2 separate regions of the Mus musculus genome follow, and region 2 is linked to region 1. A link is a loop called in an ENCODE intact Hi-C map of the cell type or tissue named here. Cell type or tissue: gastrocnemius. All regions are shown on one strand. Links, peaks and the distances in the headings refer to the core of each region. The heading gives the core; the rest is flanking DNA.

Region 1 (10,650 bases), core at 1,137-9,136:
GAGGTGAAATCTTCTGGGAATACTCCCTCAGGGTTATCACCCAGAAGCTGTGGTTAAGAGGGGCCCAGGCTGCATCTTATGCTGGCAGCCAGACCCCATGATGTATGAGTCTGCCTCGTGTTACTGATTTTGGCAGCATGAAAGGGTCATGCAGTGCTGTTGAACCTTGGCGAAAAGTGACAAAGTTAAAGTCCCTCAAGAGAGTCCAGGAAAGGCCATGGTGAAGATTCAGTCTCAGCTGCAGTGGAGACCCCAGCATATTTTCGATGCCAGGACTGGGTGATGACCAGCAAGTATTATGAGACAATATGAGTCTCCTGGGCGAGCCATGCGTGCTATGACAGGGACGGATGCATAAATGACAGAGCCACAGTGAATGCTTGCCAGGCCCTCTGGAGCCCAGAAGACTGAGTGCCAGACACTGGGCAATGAGTTACTGACAATGTTGAAGGGCTTTTGCTTCGATTTGATTAGGGCTGTGCCCTGGTTCTCACCTCTTGGAATAAGAAAATGTTTAACTTTTAAATATTATTTCTTCCACAGAACTTTGGAGTATTAGAAGGACTTTGGTTATTTTAGACTTTGAACTTTTAAAGAGGCTTTGGATATTTTAAAGAGACTGCACTCTTGAAGTGTTTGAAATTTTAAAGGCTGTGGGACTTTAAAAGTTATTTATGTTTTATTTTGCAATGTTAGCATTGATATGAGATTTGGGAGATGAACAATAACCCCAAGAGTGATACATTTATGTGTCTAGTTGACAAGGAGTCAGTTTTACTGGTTCATTTTTTGCCAACTTGACACGAGCTAGAGTTGTTTGGACAGATGGCTCCTTAAGGCCAGCGTATAGGCAAGACTGTCAGGCAGTTTCTCGATTAATAGTTGATGTGGGAAGGCCTAGACCACTGTGGGCGTTTCCTCTTTCAGGGTGGTGGTCCCGAGTTGTATAAGAAAGCAAGGTGAGCAAGCAAGCATGGAAAGTAATCCATTAAACAGCACCGTCCATGGCTTCTGTTCCGGTTCCTGCCTCCAGGTTCCTGCCTCGAGCCTACCCCAACTGCTGTACTGTAATATAAAAGTCGAAGGTGATACAAACCCTTTCCCAAGTTACTTTTGGTCATAGTGCTTCACCACACAATAGAAAGCCCAACGAATAGAAAGCTGTGGTTTCACACACACGGCTTTTACAGGCCCAATCACAATGAGCCAGTGTTCTTTTACTCGACCATTATGTCCTATTATCTTTACAAATATTCGTACTCTTGTGAGTCCAGTAACCCTAAATTCTGAAAATTTGCTACCACACTATATAATATCTAAATTAGATTCTGATATATAACCCCTGGACTTGATATATCAATACCAGGGGTTTAGGGAAATGGTTTGGGATAAAGTTTTGAAACGGAGACTTCAGAATAAGGAACATTAAATAAATACAGCCTAGTGTAAAAATAGAGATTTTCTTCTGGGGCTAGAGAAATGGTTCAGTGGTTAAGGGTGCTTGGAACCCCTGTAGAATATCTGAATTCAGGTCTCAGTACCCACTACAGATGGTTCACAGCTGCCTGTAACTCCAGCTCCGGCGGGTCTGACACTGTTTTCCGGCCTTTGTAGCACTCAAAAGAACATACAGAGACACGGACACACAGAGACACATGTGTGAATGCAAACAAATCATTACTAGAGCTTTAAGAGGACTGTCCTTGAGTGCTCTAGAGAGCCGCTGTAATGCAGTAGACAGGGGACGCGGAGTACGGAGTCAGGCGCTACCTGACGGTTGTGAAACTCTGGCGAGTTGCTTCAATCTACCTGATGCTTATTCAGTATTGAAAATTCATGGCTCATAGTCTCTCTTCATATTTTGTGAGAACTATAATAATGGCTATCATAGATTAGACACATACACACAGATAGGCAGATGGACAAACAGACAGACAAACACACACACACACACACACACACACACTCACACACACACACACACACACACCAAACTGCAGAAAAAAAATAAGCAAACTGTGGAAAACTGAAAATGATAAAATGTGGATCTAAGTTGAAAGCCTTTCCCAGAAAGTTTGCCATAGGCTTCTGTTCCCCAATGTAAAATAAAATGGTTCCCCCCCCCCCCCCCGTTTCCCTTTGTTACAGTTACTCTGAACTCCTGAAGGATAATCTTATTAACATATGTAGCCAACCTTTGGAAATGTAAACTGAGAAATGTGTTTATGTAACAGTTGGCCTTTCCAGCCTTTCCAAGCACTGCCAAGGAGGTGGCACAAAACCAGCCTGTTTATTTTCTGGCATGGCACATAAATTTTGTCCACCAAAGTTCCAAGACTTCACTCAAAGTAGGGCTGTCACTAGTGGTCGACATAAACCAGATGCTAAGGAAGGGGGCAGAGCCCAAAAGAGCCACCAACAGGGCTTTATAAAGGATACATTGTAAGCAAAGTTTACACTACCAGCAGGATTGCTCGGCTCTTTTGTGTGTGTGTGTGGGGGGGGGCTTGAACCTGTGGTCCTCTTGCCTTAGACTCCTGACTGCTGGGCTCACAGGGCTGAATCTCCTAGCTTGGCATAGCACCTTTTCTATTACTTCTATTGCTACTTCTCCACTATAAATTCTTTATGTCTATTTAAGTATATATGGGTGGATATTTTGCCTACGGGTCAGTCTGTGACCCACCTGTGTGCTTCATGTTTGAGAAGGCCAGAAGATGCAGTCAGATCCGGATCTGAAGTTGAGAGATGCAATGTGGCTACTGGGAATGAAACCCAGGCTCTCTGCAAGACGTCCAGCACTCTTAGCCTCTAGGCTGTCTCTCCAGCCACTGCAGACCTTCACTAAGCGTCACGAAGTCCATTTTGCTTAGCTAGCAAGGTCTCTCACTTCGCATACCTTTTTCCTAATAGTCCATCTTATTCTTTGTTTCCAAAATAACCTTGCTAAAGCTCACTCCTGTCCATGCTGCTTTACTGATCCAAAGGCTTTCCAAATACCAATCAAGTTAAGTGCAAATCTAAGGCGCTGGTACTGTGGTTTTAGCACAAATGTGGTTCTAATAAACCCTCCCTCTCTTCTATGCCTTTCCCTGTACCCTGTGCCTTGGGGTCACGTTGGCATCGTTGATTCTTAAGTACATTTAGTTTTTCTCCTTTGGCCATGATCCTTCTTTAGAGTACCCTAGTTTCTCTAACATACACTTCCCAGTTTAGCTGTCCCCTTTGTATTGTTTATATATATATATATATATTCACACTATTTCCACTCCTGTAACACCTTACCTATTGTGGCGTTCTGTATTAGATTATAATCTTCACTCTGATGTAAGATCTATGAGAGCAGACAGTATATTCAATATGTTTTTATCACAAGCTCCTTCCACGTAAGAGCTGTCTAATAAAATGTTTGATAAACTTAAGTCAAATGCTCAGCATATGAACAGATAAAATTATGGGGCCGGGCATGTAGCTCAGTTGATGGTGCGATTACCTAAAGCACATGAAGCCCTGGGTTTGATTCTCCGGCGCTGCGTAGGTGGGGCACACCTGTAATCTCAGTAATTTAGGAAGTGGAGGATAAGAAGTTTAAGGTAATCTTCATCTATGAATCGAGTAGCCATCCTGAGCTACATCAAACCTCATTATATATGTGTATATATATATGCACATGTATGTATGATATATATCATAAAACTCCTGGTCTCTGTCTGTCTATCTGTCTGTCACACCATCCCTGGTGTGTGTGTGTGTGTGTGTGTGTGTGTGTGTGTGTGTGTGTGTATGTGTGTGCACTTCCCTATTTAACATGACCTTGGAGATAATACGGTCAGACCTTTTATTCTATAGCTATAAGAAGCTAATACACACTAAACAGCTGACCCACTCCGTTTCTCTGGCAAGGGACCAAGCAGCACCTTTACTGCCCCATCTTGGCTCTCAGTTCCTGTTCTCTGCAAGCCGCATCCCCACCTGCTTTGCCAGCCTGAACTGAGTCACTCTCCTGGTCAACAATGTCCCTGAACTTGGCACCAACGTTAGTGTCAAAGACAAAGAGTTCTTTCCCATCTCACAAGGGAAAACTAGAGGAAGGCTGGAGCTGCCAGCCCGTCTTACCAGTCGAAAGAGGCAGATGCTGTTGCTGGTGACATTGTAATGGGTCAGGACCTCAGAATGGTTGCTGATTCCAAACGATACATCTTGGAACTGTCGTGCCATGCTCCGGAACACAGACACGATCGGTATTTCTAAATCCTAAAGACAAAACAAAGCAAACAAGTGAAGAGACATAGAAGGAAGAAAGATATGCTCATGCCAGACGTTATCCTTACACATGCAGGCTATACTTGCAGTGTCATTTTTGAGTGTCCCAGGCTCTGTGAGAATATTGGTTATTATCAAAATTGTGTGGGCTAGTCGTACAGCCTGAATTCTACCTGTAGCTGAGGGATGCCTTGGTGTCCAGAGGTCTGTGAAGATGGACGATATAGCCATTCAAGCACCCAGAGAAGCAAATGTTTTGGGAACAATTTGTGGAGGAACAGGAAGATGTAACATAAAGGAGCAGGGGCTTAGCATGGTCCTCAGGAGATGTGCAGGAGCTGAGGTCATGTCCCCCCCTTCCAGGGATCCTTTCAGGCTTGCGCATGAGGGTACTTAATGGCCTGTGCACCTGTTGTACCCCAGGCCCGCAGTTAGGAAGCTGGGAGTCCAGTCATTAGTGATGGCCTCTCTCCTCCCACGGACACTACCACTGTAGTCCTTGCTGTGTCAGGACGGCTGTCCACAGAAGCTCCAGGAAGTACACAAGAGTAAACCTACATCTCACTGAGCTAAAGGCCATGTGAAAGGAGAAGGGACGGTTGCTACTCTCGAGTCTGGGATCACAAGACAGAACTGGAGACTCGCTCTTTTGAAAGGAAGAGGGCATTCACTTAGAAGCTGTGGACATTTGTTGGAGGGCTCCCTGGTTTGTAATCTGGGCTTTGGAATTGAATTGCTCAAGGACCCGATGGCTCCATCTGGTGGTCTCTTGTGTTACTACACCCTTCTCATTCTTTGCTCTTTCCTTTCTGAAACTCAGTCCCTTAGCACCAAAACCGGACTCCTGCTGGCACCCCATCTCAGCCATTTCCAGCTGTGTACACGGAATGGACAGGGTGACTGTGGGTTGGAATCAAGGGATGGAAGTAGACAAGAATGTCTGAAGAACGGCTGGATTAGCTGTGAGGATTGCCATCTGCTATTAGCAGAGCGAGAGGGAAAGGCTGGGATGAGACCCTCTTGTGTGTGACTGTCTACGTGTTAGCCTACAGCCAATGAGGAAGCTGTCAGTTATCCTGTCACCTTCTTCAGTATTCGGAGAAGGCGAGAAAGACGAGTGAAGGCCTCCCTATTTTTTTTTTTTTTTTAGCACATCCTGTGAAAAGTGTTTCCAGGTTTTATTGGTTTGGCCTGAGTGTGTGGCATAGTCCTTTTAGACCACTACTCAGGAGGCTGAGGCAGGAGGATTGTCCATGTGAGAGAAGCACAGGCTACACTGCAAGTTCTAGGCTGGCCTTAGTTTTGAGACCCTATCTTGAATAATAAATTAATGAATAAACGAATAAAATTTAAAAGTGCCTCTACTTTCCCTTCCGCCTGTGAGCAGGGTTCTATGGGTCCAGACTCAGGGAGTTTAGGGCATTTAGGACAACGATGAGATTTGACTGACTCCCTGCTGACACCTGCTTTCTTTCAAAGTGTCCACAGGTAAGGAGATTCAGCCATGAGACTCAGAGACCCTGAAGCAAGCGAGTGAAAGACCTCATGCGGAGGGCAGACAGCTTTGAAACAAAAGAACCTTGGATGATAATCTGAAAGCAGAGTGTGTGCCCTCTCACTCCCAAATGTCACTAGCCCAACAGGCCCCTGGATTGACTACCTTAAAGCCAAGATGCCCGATTATGGGTATGCAGGTGGGGTGTATCACAAACCTGGAAGAAGCCTATGACTGCCACTTCAGCAGCAGCGATGAGTTCCACGGTGGCTGGGACGTCTGTGAGCCATATGGGTTCCTGGGTAGTGCTGAGACCATCTGCAGTGAGAGGAGAGGAAGTGTGGGCAATATGCATCTTAACCCAGAAGCGTCTGGAAAATTTCTAGTTTGGAATGAAAGCACGCATGGTATTTTCTCGAGTCCCTGTCCCTGTCTTTTCCTCATGGCAGCTTCACTGTGGCCACACCACTGCCCCACCCCCACCCCTTTTTTCTTTTTCTATTTTTCTTTCTTTTACCCGTGGCTTCTTCCACATCTGCTGTAACCTCTGGAACCAGCCCACACACGAGGACAAACGAGAGGATTAGGCATCTAGACCTGGTGATTTTCATTGTTGCTCTCTGGTGCCCACTGTAGATGTTGAGAGTGGGTGCCAATCCAGGACAGGCTGGTGAACTGAAGTGGTTGTGTGTTATAAGAGCTCTGGGAACCTTGCAGCTGACTCCAGGGGGGAACTTTCACCTTCTGTGATAAGTGGCTCACAGTGGAAGAGCTCTGGAACATATCCAGCCAGAAGGAAGTCGGGTCCGTTCATTTAAATAATAAAAAAAAATATGTAGGTACTCTATGCGGCTTATTGATTTAAGCAGTCTATAAATATGGCTGTGAGCTGACCCAGTGCCTCTCAGCTTACGTTTGTTTTTGTTTGTTTGTTTGATTGGTTGGTTTTGGTTTTTTGAGACAGGGTTTCTCTGTGTAGCCCTGGCTGTCCTGGAATTCACTCTGTAGACCAGGCTGTCCTCAAACTCAGAAATCTGCCTGCCTCTGTCTCCCAAGTGCTGGGATTAAAGGCGTGCGCCACCACTGCCCAGCTCAGCTTACATTCTTGATGGGAGAGGTGAACACAAAAATCCATGATTTAAACATGTATCAGAGAGTGGTAAAACACAGAAAAATTCATAGGCTGCTGTGAGAGACACGGGGAACTCTTAGGGCCATGTGGGATTTGATGGAGGATGTCTGCCTCGAAGTCGCTACAGACAGAGGCCTGGGCGAATAGGCTCTGGGCATCAAAATGTGGAACGGACTTGTGTTGCTTTTCCCTGCTGTGAGAAAATATTTTAAGTGACCAGAGCAACCTAAAGAAGGTGGGGTTTATTTTGGTTCCCAGTTTGAGGGTGCAGTCAATCACAGCAAGGAAGGCACCCGGCAGGGAGGAAGGCACCCTGCAGGAGATCGAGACGGCTGGTCACACTATACCCACAGTTAGGAATGATGATGAGGGATGGTGGTGTTCAGCCTGCTTTCTCCATTGTAATATGTCCCGGCACGGAAGGACACCACCCATAGGTAGGGTGAGTCTTCCCACCTCCATGAACCTAATTTAGAAACTCCCTCACAAGCAGGCCTCGGGGGCTCTTCTCCTAGGTGGCTCTAGAGTCTGTCAAGCTGATGATCACTATTAACCAATCACAAGGGATTTAACGGGGAAGAGCCAAAAATCTAGAGGTGAAAACAGAATGTGAAAGAACTTTAGTCACTGAGAATCATGGGAAGGAAGAGAGTGATCCGTGTGGAGACCATCTTGCGATAGGCCTTTATGTGACGTAATACAATGAAGTAGCGTTGACGCTTCCACTTCTTCATCAGTAGATGTTGGGAGCCCACGAAGCAGGAGACAGCCTGATTTGACCCACGAGTCAAGGCTAAGAAGAGGTTTCTACAGGCAGTGGGGTGTTCATCTCAATCTTAGATGAGGCCATTCTAAGAAAATATTACACAATCAATGAGATTTAGAATGTTCATCCTCTGTATTATTAACATTCACTGACCATTATATTGTGACAACCCGTTGGCAAAGACATACATATCCCCTGTACCATGGCTCTCATCCATACGCCCATGCATAAGACAACTCACAATGTGGGCTTTCTGGTACCATATTTATTTAAGGGCAAAGGAAAGCAAATGAGGTTCTCAGTCACACACACAACGATTTTATTCTTTTCCTTTGGTGTTGTTTACAGTGTCTCCCACAAAAGGAGAGCTCCCCTTGGCAGAGAAGACAACGGGGTTCATCGAACCGGAAGAACCCAGTGGCAAGAATAAACTTCTGAACAGAAGGCCAAGGAGGCGTCAGCCGGAGCTTGCCCATTTCTTGACCTTCAGGACTCAAGGTGGGAGAAGCCAGGGTTTTAAGTCTCATTTGCAGGGAACACTCTGAGAGATGGGGTAAGATAAAACATATTGGTGATGAAATGTGTGTGTGTGTGTGTGTGACAGAGAAAGGGCCTAGCTAGGAACAGGGAGGGAGGAGGGAGTTTGTGATGATCAACATGGTCGGGAGAACTCTTCTGGTGGGTGAGGAAGGTGACAGGAGGGACGGACAGACGCACTCATTCTGTCCAATCCTTCTTAATGGCCAGGTTCCATTCCCAGGTGAGGTGGTCCTGTTTGTCGTCATCCGTGAAGAAGGACTTGTTGTGGTAAGTGCCTCGGGCCAGCATGCCCTTGGGAGCTTCCTCTACTGGAGTGAGGAATTCGTACTCCTCTGGTCGGGGCCCATAGCTGCCAACCATGAATGTGGCTTTATCCACTGGGAAGAAAGAAAGGGCTATTAGTGTGAGAGTCTGGTGTCAGAAAAGAAACTAAAAATGGGAGAGCCTGGTACGCAGCTCACATGGGCAGAAGCTGAAGCAAGTGTCCAAGCCTGGCCGAACATCTCTCTCTCTCTCTCTCTTTCTTTCTTTCTCCGTTTCTTTCCTTTTTATAACTAAGCCAGGTGTGCACAATTCCATTTGTAGTATCAGGGAAGCTAAGGTACGAACAAGTTTAAGACCAGGTCGAGCTGCATGCACACACAGGAGACCTTGTCTCAGAGCCCAAACAGTCCCTCCAGACAGATATACTAAAGCATCCTTAAGACCCCAAATTCCTTTGAAAAATGTGACTCATTTTGCCCCTCACTCCCCATACTTGGGGGGTGGAGTTTCAGTAAAAGTGTCAGAGTTGATTCTGATTATTAAGCCATAGTATGGCGTGACTTAAGTCGGTGGGCCTGAAATCTCTTTCCAGAGATGTAGCAGATTGCACCGTTAAAAACTGACAGAGGACAGTCAGGTAGGCAAACAAGTTGAGAGACCTACATTCTGACCCCAGGTTTGAAGCAGTTCAAGATTGGCAGCTTGCAGGGCGTTCTTTCTTTCTCTATATTACAGACTTCAATGTCATTCTATGAATGTCTTAGTTAGAGAGAGGGTCACTGTGACATCTGGGGATCAGGATATATAGAATTTAGGAATCTGAATGTTAGGTGAGAGGGGAGATCAGCAAATTGGTCAAAAGTTTAAAAAAAAACAGAGAATTTGGTACATGAGGTCAACCAACTGTACTTACGAGGGAGGGGAACGCTGGGGTGTGAATTCAGAACAGCTGGGGTTTAAATGGCACAGAGAGCTGGGAGGCGGGTACAGCTACCCTTCTAACTGCTGCACACTTTAGAGGGACAACTGCACACATGCCAGGGGCTGCTCGCTGACGTGAGTCAGCGCTGCCTCTGGGCTGGGAGGAAGTAGGAAACTGAGCTGGGTTTTCACCCGAGCAGACACTAGCAAGGCCAACAGTGTGTCTCAGGCCCCCAATCGTCTCTGGAATTTGATAGACTGGTTCCCATGTCCTGCAATCACATCAAATCATAACTTCCCTTGGCTCTTCTGTGGCTTTGGGGACTGGGCTCTGTCATATTGTTCCCGCATCTGGCACAGAGAGTAAGAAGGCCAGGGAGGACTGTGGGATTGTTTGGGTTACCTTCCTGCCCAAGATACGTCCAGAATGACATCAGAAAGAATATGCGGTTAGTTATATACTTCAATTACACTGCTTTTTCTCAGGCCTAGAGAGAGATGTTCCTCTTTTCTTTTTTCTTTCTTTCTTTCTTTCTTTTTTTTTTTTTTTTTTTTGAGACAGGGTTTCTCTGTGTAGCCCTGGCTGTCCTGGAACACACTTTGTAGATCAGGCTGACCTCGAACTCAGAAATCCGCCTGCCTCTGCCTCCCAAGTGCTGGGATTAAAGGCGTGTGCCACCACTGCCCGGCTCCTCATTTCTTTGTTAAGAGACAAGAGCACTGTCTCTCTGCCTCTCCTCCATGTTGCACCCCTGATGCTCACCTCAACACATTACCTCCCTGCTCCTCCCGCTCCCGTGGAACTCCTGATACTCACCCCTAGGACACAATCCCAGGGCTCCCAGTTCTTGTTTTTCTGATGTGGTTTCACACTGTGAACTGCTCTCACTTTTGAATATCTGGTGTATGTGTGTGTGTGTGTGTGTGTGTGCACATAGTACGCATGTGTGCAGGCCAGAAGTTGGCCTCAGGTGTTCTTCCCAGGCACTAGCCACCTTGGTATTGTTTGTTTTGTTTTTTTGAGACAGGCCCTTTTCACTGGCCCTGAACTCACCAATTAGTCTATGTTAGCCACCCAGTGATGCTCTGGGGTCCTCTTGTCTCCACATTTCCAGGCTGGGATGTATACCACCAGGCTGGCTTGCTTCTGTTGATTCCAAGGCCTTAGTCTCAGGAATTGGTGCAAGCACTTTACCAAGGGCTATTTCTTCCTCCACTTCTTCACTTTTGATGACTATTTTTGACCTTGTCTTCAATTCATCTTGATTA
Region 2 (10,650 bases), core at 884-8,883, 60 kb after region 1:
TAGGTTTGTTGAGGGATTACCTTCTTGTTTTTTCTAGGGCATTGTTCCCGTTCTTGTATTGGTTTTTTTCTGTTATTAACCTTTGAAGGGCTGGATTCGTGGAGAGATAATGTGAGAATTTGGTTTTGTCGTGGAATACTTTGGTTTCTCCATCTATGGTAATTGAGAGTTTGGCTGGGTATAGTAGCCTGGGCTGGAATTTGTGTTCTCTTAGTGTCTGTATAACATCTGTCCAGGCTCTTCTGGCTTTCATAGTCTCTGGTGAAAAATCTGGTGTAATTCTGATAGGCTTGCCTTTGTATGTTACTTGACCTTTTTCCCTTACCGCTTTTAGTATTCTATCTTTATTTAGTGCATTTGTTGTTCTGATTATTATGTGTCGGGAGGAATTTCTTTTCTGGTCCAGTCTATTTGGAGTTCTGTAGGCTTCTTGTATGTTCATAGGTATCTCTTTCTTTATATTTGGGAAGTTTTCTTCAATAATTTTGTTGAAGATGTTTGCTGGTCCCTTGAGTTGAAAATCTTCATTCTCATCCACTCCTATTATCCGTAGGTTTGGTCTTCTCATTGTGTCCTGGATTTCCTGGATATTTTGAGTTAGGATCTTTTTGCATTTTCCATTTTCTTTGATTGTTGTGTCCATGTTCTCTATGGAATCTTCTGCACCTGAGATTCTCTCTTCCATCTCTTGTATTCTGTTGCTGATGCTCAAATCTATGGTTCCAGATTTCTTTCCTAGGGTTTCTATCTCCAGTGTTGCCTCACTTTGAGTTTTCTTTATTGTTTCTACTTCCCTTTTTAGGTCTAGTATGGTTTTGTTCATTTCCATCACCTGTTTGTATGTTTTTTCCTCTTTTTCTGTAAGGACTTCTACCTGTTTGATTGTGTTTTCCTGTTTTTCTTTAAGGACTTGTAACTCTTTAGCAGTGTTCTCCTGTATTTCTTTAAGTGAGTTATTAAAGTTCTTCTTGATGTCCTCTACCATCATCATGAGATATGCTTTTAAATCTAGGTCCAGGTTTTCGGGTGTGTTGGGGTGCCCTGGACTGGGCGAAGTGGGAGTGCTGGGTTCTGATGATGGTGAGTGGTCTTGGTTCCTGTTAGTAGGATTCCTACGTTTACCTTTCGCCATCTGGTAATCTCTGGAGTTAGTAGTTATAGTTGACTCTGTTTAGAGATTGTTCTTCTGGTGATTCTGTTACCGTCTCTCAGCAGACCTGGGAGACAGATTCTCTCCTCTGAGTTTCAGTGCTCAGAGCACTCTCTGCTGGCAAGCTCTCTTACAGGGAAGGTGCGCAGATATCTTGTTTTTGGACCTCCTCCTGGTCGAAGAAGAAGGCCCAAAACAGGGCCTCTCTCAGAAGCTGTGTTGCTTTGGCAGTTCCCAGAAGCTGTCAGCTTCTGTGGTGCAGACTCTCACCTGTGCAGACTAAAATCCTAAGTTCCAGGGAGTCCTGGAACCAAGATGGTGACCGCTGCTCCTGAGGCTGAGGCCGTCTCCCGAGCCAGGCGGACACCTGTCCTCTGGTCCGGATGGTGGCCGGTTTTCTGTGGCCCGCTCAGGCTGCTGCCTCAGCGGCTCTGTGCTTCTGCCCGTCCCAGAAGCTGTCCGGTTCTCTGGCGCACCCTCTAACCTGTTCAGACTAATTTCCTAAGTTCTGCTGAGTCCCGGAACCAAGATGGCGACCGCTGCTGCTGAGGCTGAGGCCGCCTCCCAAGCCAGGCGGACACCTGTCCTCTGGTCCGGATGGTGGCCGGTTGTCTGCCGCTCTTTTTCTTATAACAACTGCTTACGTAAGATTAAGTAGTACTTAAGTTAACTCGCACAGTTCAATTTATTAGTTGAATTATTAAGGAGTGTTCCCACTATATTTGTGAACAAGATACAAGTGACTTTAGTTTAAAATCTATTTAGTTGGGCTGGTGAGATGGTTCAGTGGGTAAGAGCACCCGACTGCTCTTCCGAAGGTCTGGAGTTCAAATCCCAGCAACCACATGGTGGCTCACAACCATCTCACAACCATCCGTAACAAGATCTGACTCCCTCTTCTGGAGTGTCTGAAGACAGCTACAGTGTACTTACATATAATAAATAAATAAATCTTTTTTAAAAAATCTACTTAGTTAAACAAAAATATTTCTGTTCAAATATTGTATAATTCCATAAACCTAAATATATACCTACATATATCATAAAATCTTTGGTATCAACTATATTTTTTCTAAATGCTAGTGTTACAGGTTGGCTTATGTTTTATGATAGGAAAAATACATTTAGATCTTTTTGTTTATGAATATAAACAGGGTCCTGAAGTCACTAAACTGAATCAAAGGTAGGCTGTAACCAAGTGTGGCTGTTTCCCCATGAGAAAAGGGATGTAAAAGATACACACACACACACACACACACACACACACACATACACACGCACACACACATGCACACACACTCGCTCAGGCAGGGGAGATGGTCATAAGAGAATGGAGTTTGGTGACAAGCTGCTATGACCAAACAGTGCCTAGGGCAACCAGAAGCAGAAGAGGTTGTTTTTGGGGTGGCCCAGCCTGGTCAGTGCTTGGATTTCATCCTCAAACCTTGCAGACTGGAAGAGAATTTGTTTCCATTGTTTTTCTGCCCATTGGTTGGTGATACATTATCCCTGACATGGGAAGCTAACATCCTGTGTTAGACCTTGACAGACATACAGAGGGTAACATTTCCTCTCCTTCCAGAAGTGGGAGGAGCCTGTTCATGCTGCATATTCTTGCCGGTGCCAGAATTTCAAAGAAGGAAATCAGGTGTGGTTCCTGTATCCACAGCATTGGTACTCTAGTGGAGATAAATATTAAACAAGAATGCACCTGGAACCTCAAAACACCACCTGTGTAGGGTCCGTGATTCTTTGTGGCATAAAAGACCACACATAGATGTAATGGAAAAATAACCAGGTAAACAAGCCATCAGGTCAGGCATCCTGTAAAGAAGGTGTTATGGGGCTGGAAAGATGGCTCAGAGGTTAAGGGTACCAACTGCTCTTCCAGAGGTCTTGAGTTCAATTCCCAGCAACCATATGATGTCGCATAACCATTTATGAGCTCCGATACCCCTTTCTAGTCTGCAGGCATATATATATATTAAAAGAAGGTATTACAGATGGGAATACACCAGGCAAAGAGAGGGCAACACAAAAGCCCAAGGCTGCAGGGAATTGGGCAAGTTAATGCAATTTCGGGGAGGCAGCGAGAGAACACACCGAGGAAGCCTGAGAGACCTATGGGGACAGGGTGCACAGCCCGTTAGCACTTATTCATCCATCGAGAATGGAAACCAGTCAGCAAGTCTATGCTGTGTTACTGTTCTCGTTGCTTTGGCTGCATGAAACAACTTAAAAAAAAAAAAAAGGACTGATTGCGGCTCCTAGTCTGAGCGGACAGTGATCCAGTTCACAATGGAGGGAAAACCACAGGGGCAGGCAGCCGTGGTGGTAGGAGTGAGCGCCTGCTCCCCCTCATTGCTTGTCTTAGCAGAACAGGAAGCAGAGAGCAGACAGGGACGAGGGACAGACCAGATAAACCTCAATGCCTGACCCCAATGGCCCACTTCCTCTGGTGAAGCCCACTTCCTAAAGGTTCCATAACCTTCCAAAACACCAGCCAAAACCCAAGTCAAGTGTTCAAACACAGACGTCAAACCACGATGCCAGGCTAGTCCGAAGCGGTAGACCAGGCTAGTCCGAAGCGGTGGCATGGTTGCTGAGGGTGGTGTATGGGTCCTTCCTGGCTTCCCCCTACTCGGATCTTCCTTCATCCTCAGCCCCCGGGAAGACAGAATTCAAAGTCTCTGTTGTTTAAATCGTCATGAAACACTTGGAGAACAACGGATGGTGAGCATCGGGAGACCCAGGCAACCACAGCTTCAGGGGCTCGCGTTAGAGCAATGAGCGCTGTGTCTTAGGAAGCCCAGGAGTAGAGAGGGAAGGGAAATGGCTAAGGAAACTGTGTCGGTCTGTGGAGGCCTGCAACATCTATAGTCCCCTGACTGTTAGGACAGATAATCTAGGTAGACCTGACTCAAGAACAGGAAAGACGTTTCCCCGGAAGGATCCCATGCACTGCCTGCAGTCTGCATCTTGTAAATATTTCAGCTGCCTTTCCTTTGACAACCTGCCTTGCAGAGCTGAGACCTGCTCAGCCAGCCTTAGTCATGATGTCCAGTCTAGCCTCTGGTTCAATGGGGACTAGTTTCTCGGTTTGCTTACATGCTATTTCTTATGCTTCTCTGGAGGAATAGTCACAGACACACACACACACACACACACACACACACACACCCCACACCCAAACTGGAGAACCCAACAATTTCCAAGAATTAGCTGGAGGGCTAAACATGCAGCCACCAAGAAGCCGAGGCTGGAAGACTGCAACTTCAAGGCAACTCTGAGCTACACAGGAAAGAGGGAGGGAGGAGGAAACAAAGTATTGGAGGGACTGGCTATAGGAGGAAGTCAGAGTGTCCACAGTGGACGGCAATTCAAGCTCTGTGGTTACTCTGAACACTTGTCACCAGGGTGCTCTAGCCAGAGAGTGGACAAGTCACAGGTTGTAGGACCGGGGGCTGCAGATGGGAGGGAAGCCTGAGGAGACCCTGGTCTCTGCGTGTTACTTAAGGCCTTAAACTATTCTTTCAACCATTTCTCTTGGTTCTTTACTCTGTGCTATTTTTAGCAACAATACTAGCTGTTTAAAAGTCCTAAGTTTGACTTAGACTGCCATCTTGTGGATGTTTGGGTTCACAACAAATAACAAAAATGCTAAAACTAAGTCCCTTTCCTCCTCCTCCTCCTCTTCCTCCTCTTCCTTTTCCTCCTCCTCTTCCGTTTCCTCCTCCTCCTCCTCTTCCTTTTCCTCCTCCTCTTCCTTCTCCTTCTCTCCCTCTTCTTCCTCTCCTTCCCTCCCCATCTCCCTCTCCTCTTCCTCTTCCTTCTCCTCCTTCTCTCCCTGTTCCTCCTCTCCTTCCCTCCCCATCTCCTCCCTCTCCTCCTCCCAGCCTCTTCCCTTCCTACAGACTCTCACTGTGTATCCCAGGGTGACTGAAGTTGGATGCTGATTGTGTATTGGGAACCATCCCTCAGCCCCCCCCCCCACACCGAGCATCCTCTTGTCTTTGCTGTCATCTCTTCTCTGTGCCTCATCTTATTGCTGACTTGGAAAGAAAGCACAGCTCATGGATCCTGCTCAGTTGGCCAGATACCAACACTGTGGTGACTGCTTGTTTTCCGTTTTCAGCCTTGAGTGCTTCTATTAGTAAAGTCAGAGCGAGTGATGATGACCTACTACCTCTTCCATTGTCAACATGTCCTAGGAATGTGTGTTCTGATGTCGGGAATGGAACTCAGCCCATTCCATTAGGAAAAACAGGATAGAATGAACTTAAACATAGACCTTCCACAGTGGTCCAGCAATCTCACTACTGGACCCAGAACTAAACTAATTATTCTGTCACAGAGCTGTCTTCCCTCTCTCATCTATCGTGTCGATGTTTCTCTTGGTCCTTTACTCTGTGCTACTTCTGCAAGTAAGACTAGAATGTCACTAGTAAGACTAGAGAAATAAGGAGTGGACCAGTGGGGACTTCAACAGAGGAACACATGTAAAGAAAAAGCGATGGACCAGGCAACAGAGTACCATCCGGCCTTGAAGAGGAGTGCAGGCCCTCATTTGTAACAGCACAGGTGAGCGTGCGTGTACATGTTCAGTGGAATAAGCCATGAACAGAAAGACAAATATTGTGATCTCCACTGTGGAAGGTTGAAAACAAGTCAGACTCACAGGAGCAGAGGGTAGAGTGTTGGCTTCAGAAATCAGCCGGAGGGGTTGGAAAGGTGGTGGATAGACAGATAACTTCAATGAGAGAACAAATAAGTTCAAAGCTCAGTTGTAAACAGTGGTGACAAATGTTAACACAAATATATTGCCTTTGAAAAATTACTGGCTTTCAATATTTTTACCACTCACAACATAAGTACGTGGGGTAATACATTTGTTAAGCATTTCATTGAGCCATTCCACAGTGTCTGTGTCCGAGTGTGTGTGGTGTGTGTGTGTGTGTGTGTGTGTGTGTGTGTAGTACCACCTGTCAATTTTACAAACATGCAGGCAGCTAGGTATAGTGGTTCACATCTAAATCCCAGTATTCAGGATGTGGAGGCAGAAGGATTCAGAATTCAAGGCCAGTCTGCCTACATGAGACCTTGTCTTAAAAAAAAAAAAAGGGAAAGGAAGACTGGGGGGGGGGGCAGAAATAGGAAGGGTGGATGGATGAATAAAAAGATGATAGATAGATAGATAGATAGATAGATAGATAGATAGATAGATAGATAATAAATAGATAATAGACAATCAGTCAGTCAGACAGACAGATAATGAATGGGTGAATGCCTAACAAAGCGTTGAATGTCTAAGCCCTCAATCTCTTATGCCTTATTGATTAGGGAATATTTTTAAGATCTCTTCCAAGATATTCAGTAGAATACAGAACGTAAGAAGCCTAAACGTTTCCGGAGACCAATAGAAGATGGAACTTGGTGAGTTTGAGAGGAACCAGATATAGTGTTGTGGGGACAGCACGGGCTTCTTGCTGGGGGCCATCTGAAAGCTGTGACCATTGTGAACTTGGAGCCAACCCAAAAGACACGGTTTGCCTGTGGTGTTTCAGAAGGAAGGCTGGCCTCTGAAGCATCACCTCTGGTTTTTAATGTCATCTAAAAGCCTGCTCGAATGCTCATTGCTAGATCTCTTTGAGAGGGGTCACTTCAGACACCCACAAGGTGTGCCTGGGTCCAAAGGACATGCGGGTGAGTGCTTTTCTCTGTGCTCGCCGACACTCCTCAGTGTTCAGAGATGTTGCTGGTGTGGACTTTGGTTCTTTCCAGATTTGTGGTAACTGTAAGGTCTCTTGGTCTCTCTCTCTCTCTCTTTTTTAAATGGGACACAAAGTTAATGAGGCTTACTCGACATGAATTGCTAACAGTTGAAGTAATGGCCAATGCACAAGAAAGTTAATATAGAATATTAATCCCCATGAGTCGAGATGATCACTGTTAATTAGCAACTTGGGTGTGCTTGTCATATTAGGAAAAGAAAGTGGATCGGACGTGCCTTGGTCCCTACAGACCTTTAGTCTCTAAGTTTATACCACTTTTCTCACGCACAGTGTGTTTGTTTGTTGTGTGTGTTCCCTGTTAGAATAGTAGTTCCTTAAAGACACTGTATTAGCTTCTCTGCTGTAGCTGTGCTAAAAATACCACTAAAAAAAAGCAGCTTAGAGGGGAGAGAATTTCTTAGGCTTATGGTTCCAGAGACACAAATTTCATCATAGCAGGCAAGGAATAGCAGTAGATCGCAGAGTTCGAGGCTGGCCTAGCAGTCAGAAAACATCGATAGCACATTTCATCCACACACAGGAAGTGGTGAAAGTAAGCAGGAGGTGAGGTCAGGCTGTAAAGCCCACCCATGGTGACCTCTGACCTCCAGCAAAGCTCAGCTGCCTAAATGGCCCACAGCCTCCTGGCGCAGTACCATCTGCAGGGGATCAAGTGCTCGGATCCTCGAATGACCCCCCACTGAGCAGAACCCACACATTGATTGTTCTACGCACAAGCATCTTACCACCTAAAAAGGCAGCAGGAAACAGAATGAACCCAAGAGACACTTCTTGGGTCTCTTGGGTCAATAAATGAACAGACAATTGTTTTTATGTATGGCTAATGACAAGAGTCATTATGCTGTCAGTAGAGTTCCTCTCTCCAGCCAAGGAGACCTGCAACTTTGTTACAAAGTTAAAATTTCTGTAAACCATAGTTTTTAGTAGAATATCTTCTGGGGCTTTAGAAAAATCTATTTTAGTTTACATGGAAGATCGTCTCAGAAGATACAGCACTCATTTATTAAGCCACAGAAAGTCTTCTCCAAGTCAGTGTGTGCTTGGCTCTGTGATGCTGGAGGTAGGGCCACTGAAAGTATCTGTTGGGTTCCCTTAGGCCTCTCTGGGTGGACCCTGGAGGCTGACGTCCTTGTTCTTGTCAGCATCCTAGCAACAGATTCCCTGTTCCATTATGGGAGGCTGGTGGCTGCCCCTCCTGTTCTTTCTTGCCTCCCCACTAAAGCCTTAACTATGGCTGTCAGTAAGCTTTCCTCTGAGCAGATAGGGTGTGTATCCAGCTCCTCTAGGCCCTTCCAACCCACATTCCCATCAGTTCTGCTTCGCTAGAGTGCACATTACATCTGGAGTCACCTCTGTATTCCTCAGGGTCCCTCCTCTGCATCCTCACCCCTGTTCTCAATTCTTATTCATTCACTGTGATTAACGTGTGATAGTTCCCTGAACTAGAATCCGATGTTTAAAAATGCCCTTCAAAGCCCCGATTCTATAGCTACACATGCCTCTATGAATTGTATACTTCATAGCTCTAATAACTTGCTGCAGACATTCAGGGCTTGTTTTAATTTAAAGTACAATTTTATGATTATAAAGTATTTTTCTAATGATGATTTAAACTCATGAGCCAAATAGGAATAAATTTAGAATGTCAATACTATATTGCTATGTATCCTTTTAAAAATATTATTTATTCTTTGTGAATTTTACATTATGCACCCCAGTCCCACTCAGCAGGTGGGCTTCTGGGTGGCTGCATATCAATTTTAACACATTGAAATTGGATTAATGTTCTTTTAAAAGAAATATTTGTCTTTATTTTATGTGTATGTGTTTTGCCTATCTCTATGTCTGTATACAAGTTTCATACAGTGTCTGAGGAGGTCAGAATAGGGCGTCAGATACACTAGAAGTAGAGTTATAGATGATTGGAAGCTGATCTGTGGGTGTGGGAAATGAACCTAGATCCTCTGGAAGAGCAACCAGTGCTCTTAAACACCAAGCCCTTTTCTCCAGCCATATATATGTATATGTATGTGCATGTAATTGTACATGTATATATATTTAACCTATTCCTTTTTTAAAAATGTACCCCCTTCCAAGGAAATGATCCACCCTTCAGTGATTCATAAATGACTCGTGAACTTGAAGAGTACACCTTTCTATAATATTGAGGTGGAGAAATATTTTCTATAGGTTGAGAATTCTATCCCCATACAGGAGTAACAGTTAGTTGCCAGGTCACGCCCTGATTCTCCACTGGGGTGGCCAGAGCACTGCCTGGCATGCCACCAGAGAAGGCAGGGCAGAGTCCATAAGGGGTGGTCCACAATCCCCGTTTTCCTTCACCAGACTAGAAGGAGAAACAGTAGGATCTGGGATGAAGGCTGTGTTTCCCAGTTTCCTGTGTACCTGGATGTCGCTGTCATATTGCTGGGAGTCGAGAATGGGGGTCCCTGATCTATGCTCCCTCTCAAGGCATCCATGTTGCTGGGGGCAGGAAGGGGAAGGCAGAGTTCGAGATGTGGGCGGGGCACGGTTTGAATCCACGTGAGGGCGTGAGCATGGAGGGGCCTGAAGACAGAAGGCTTTCTCCAGGGGATTTCGACATGGCTCATTATGATGAAGAGACGATTCTTGCTTGTTCAGACTGCTTTATTTGACCCAGGAAGAGCAGCTCATTGGCTGAATGCGAGGGGCCCTATCTAGATACCTCATTATTATGGAGAACTCCCCGTGTTTATGCTACACAACCCAGTGTCCAGGGACCTCAGTGGGAGTCATGGTTACAGGATCCAGAGCAGGTAGAGGTAGGCAGGGAGCGGCTGAGATTCCCCGGGTTTGAGCTCATTCAACCTTACCATTTATTATGCCTGTCTGGTAACAAGGTCCCACATGCCCTACATTTAGTCATTTAAAAAATATTTTTCCTTATATGGGATACTTTGACTGGTTTCCAGGCAGCTTGATTTTATGAGCCCACTTGCATCTTCCCAAAGCGGTATGCTCACAGCAAGAGGGATGGTGACATGAGACACGTAGCGTTGGTGAATTGTGGGTTAGGATGTGTCTGCTATCTGGGGCAGAGACGACAGCTTCAGAGAGGGGACTGTTTGACGGAAACACCTTGGAAGGAGCCACAGTGGGGATACACGTACTGCTACTTAAGATTGTCGAAGTTGTTTGTGATTTATTCACAGTCACGTCTCCAGCAGACATCCATTGACCTGGGGTCCAGCAACCGCTCTGATGCTGTTAACAGCAGCATTTTCTCATGATCTGCAAGAGCTTGAAAAGCTGCTACAGCCGGGACTCCAGCCGTCATGACTGACGTGGAGCACGCGTACCTCCCTCCTGCTCACGTTGCTGCAGCTCCTGTCTGCTGCTTAGCTCCTCTCACTGACTGGTGTTATACTCTCATTAGTCAATTCAGTCTTCACAAGCCTGTCGAGCTGGTACCACAGCGACAGTGTTTACCATGAGGGTTGAACTAAAAATGGAACTCCTCTCAGGACAGGTGGTGGAACTGGCTCTTAGTTAAGTCCGAGTCTAACGCCAGATGTTTTAGCCTGATTTCGCCCCTCCCTCCCATTATAAGCCATAATGTGTGCTCTCATATAACCTTGCAGGAGTAATCTACGTTTCTACGTTAACGATGGCTGTATAAGACTCACACCCTTATGGTCTAACCTTCCATGTTTCTCTCATAGGATG

Evidence for each region. A loop is a pair of places that touch in the nucleus more often than their neighbours do. Peaks named below come from ENCODE experiments on the same cell type or tissue, not always from the same donor. Only the 100,000 strongest peaks of a DNase experiment are listed, where the experiment ranks them.
Region 2: a loop joins it to region 1, with 2.6 times the contacts of the local background. A loop is called at or near these places in 2 of 42 quality-filtered maps.

What each region holds. Positions count from the first base shown.
Region 1 is chr6:136,915,754-136,926,403 of GRCm38, forward strand. It overlaps Erp27 (endoplasmic reticulum protein 27), which reads right to left and starts at 6,427. Exons shown (of 7, transcript NM_026983.2): 1 at 6,276-6,427; 2 at 5,976-6,076; 3 at 4,117-4,254. The coding sequence starts at 6,369. It overlaps Arhgdib (Rho, GDP dissociation inhibitor (GDI) beta), which reads right to left. Exons shown (of 6, transcript NM_007486.5): 6 at 7,907-8,573. The coding sequence ends at 8,374. In gastrocnemius, for the core only: a CTCF peak has its summit at 5,030 (motif pointing left); DNase peaks (open chromatin) are centred at 3,944, 5,037 and 8,064; H3K27ac peaks cover 776 bases.
Region 2 is chr6:136,975,916-136,986,565 of GRCm38, forward strand. It overlaps Gm30055 (a long non-coding RNA gene), which reads left to right and starts at 4,899. Exons shown (of 3, transcript XR_378077.3): 1 at 4,899-5,731; 2 at 6,505-6,583; 3 at 10,137-10,650. In gastrocnemius, for the core only: a CTCF peak has its summit at 4,770 (motif pointing left); a DNase peak (open chromatin) is centred at 7,581; H3K27ac peaks cover 1,177 bases.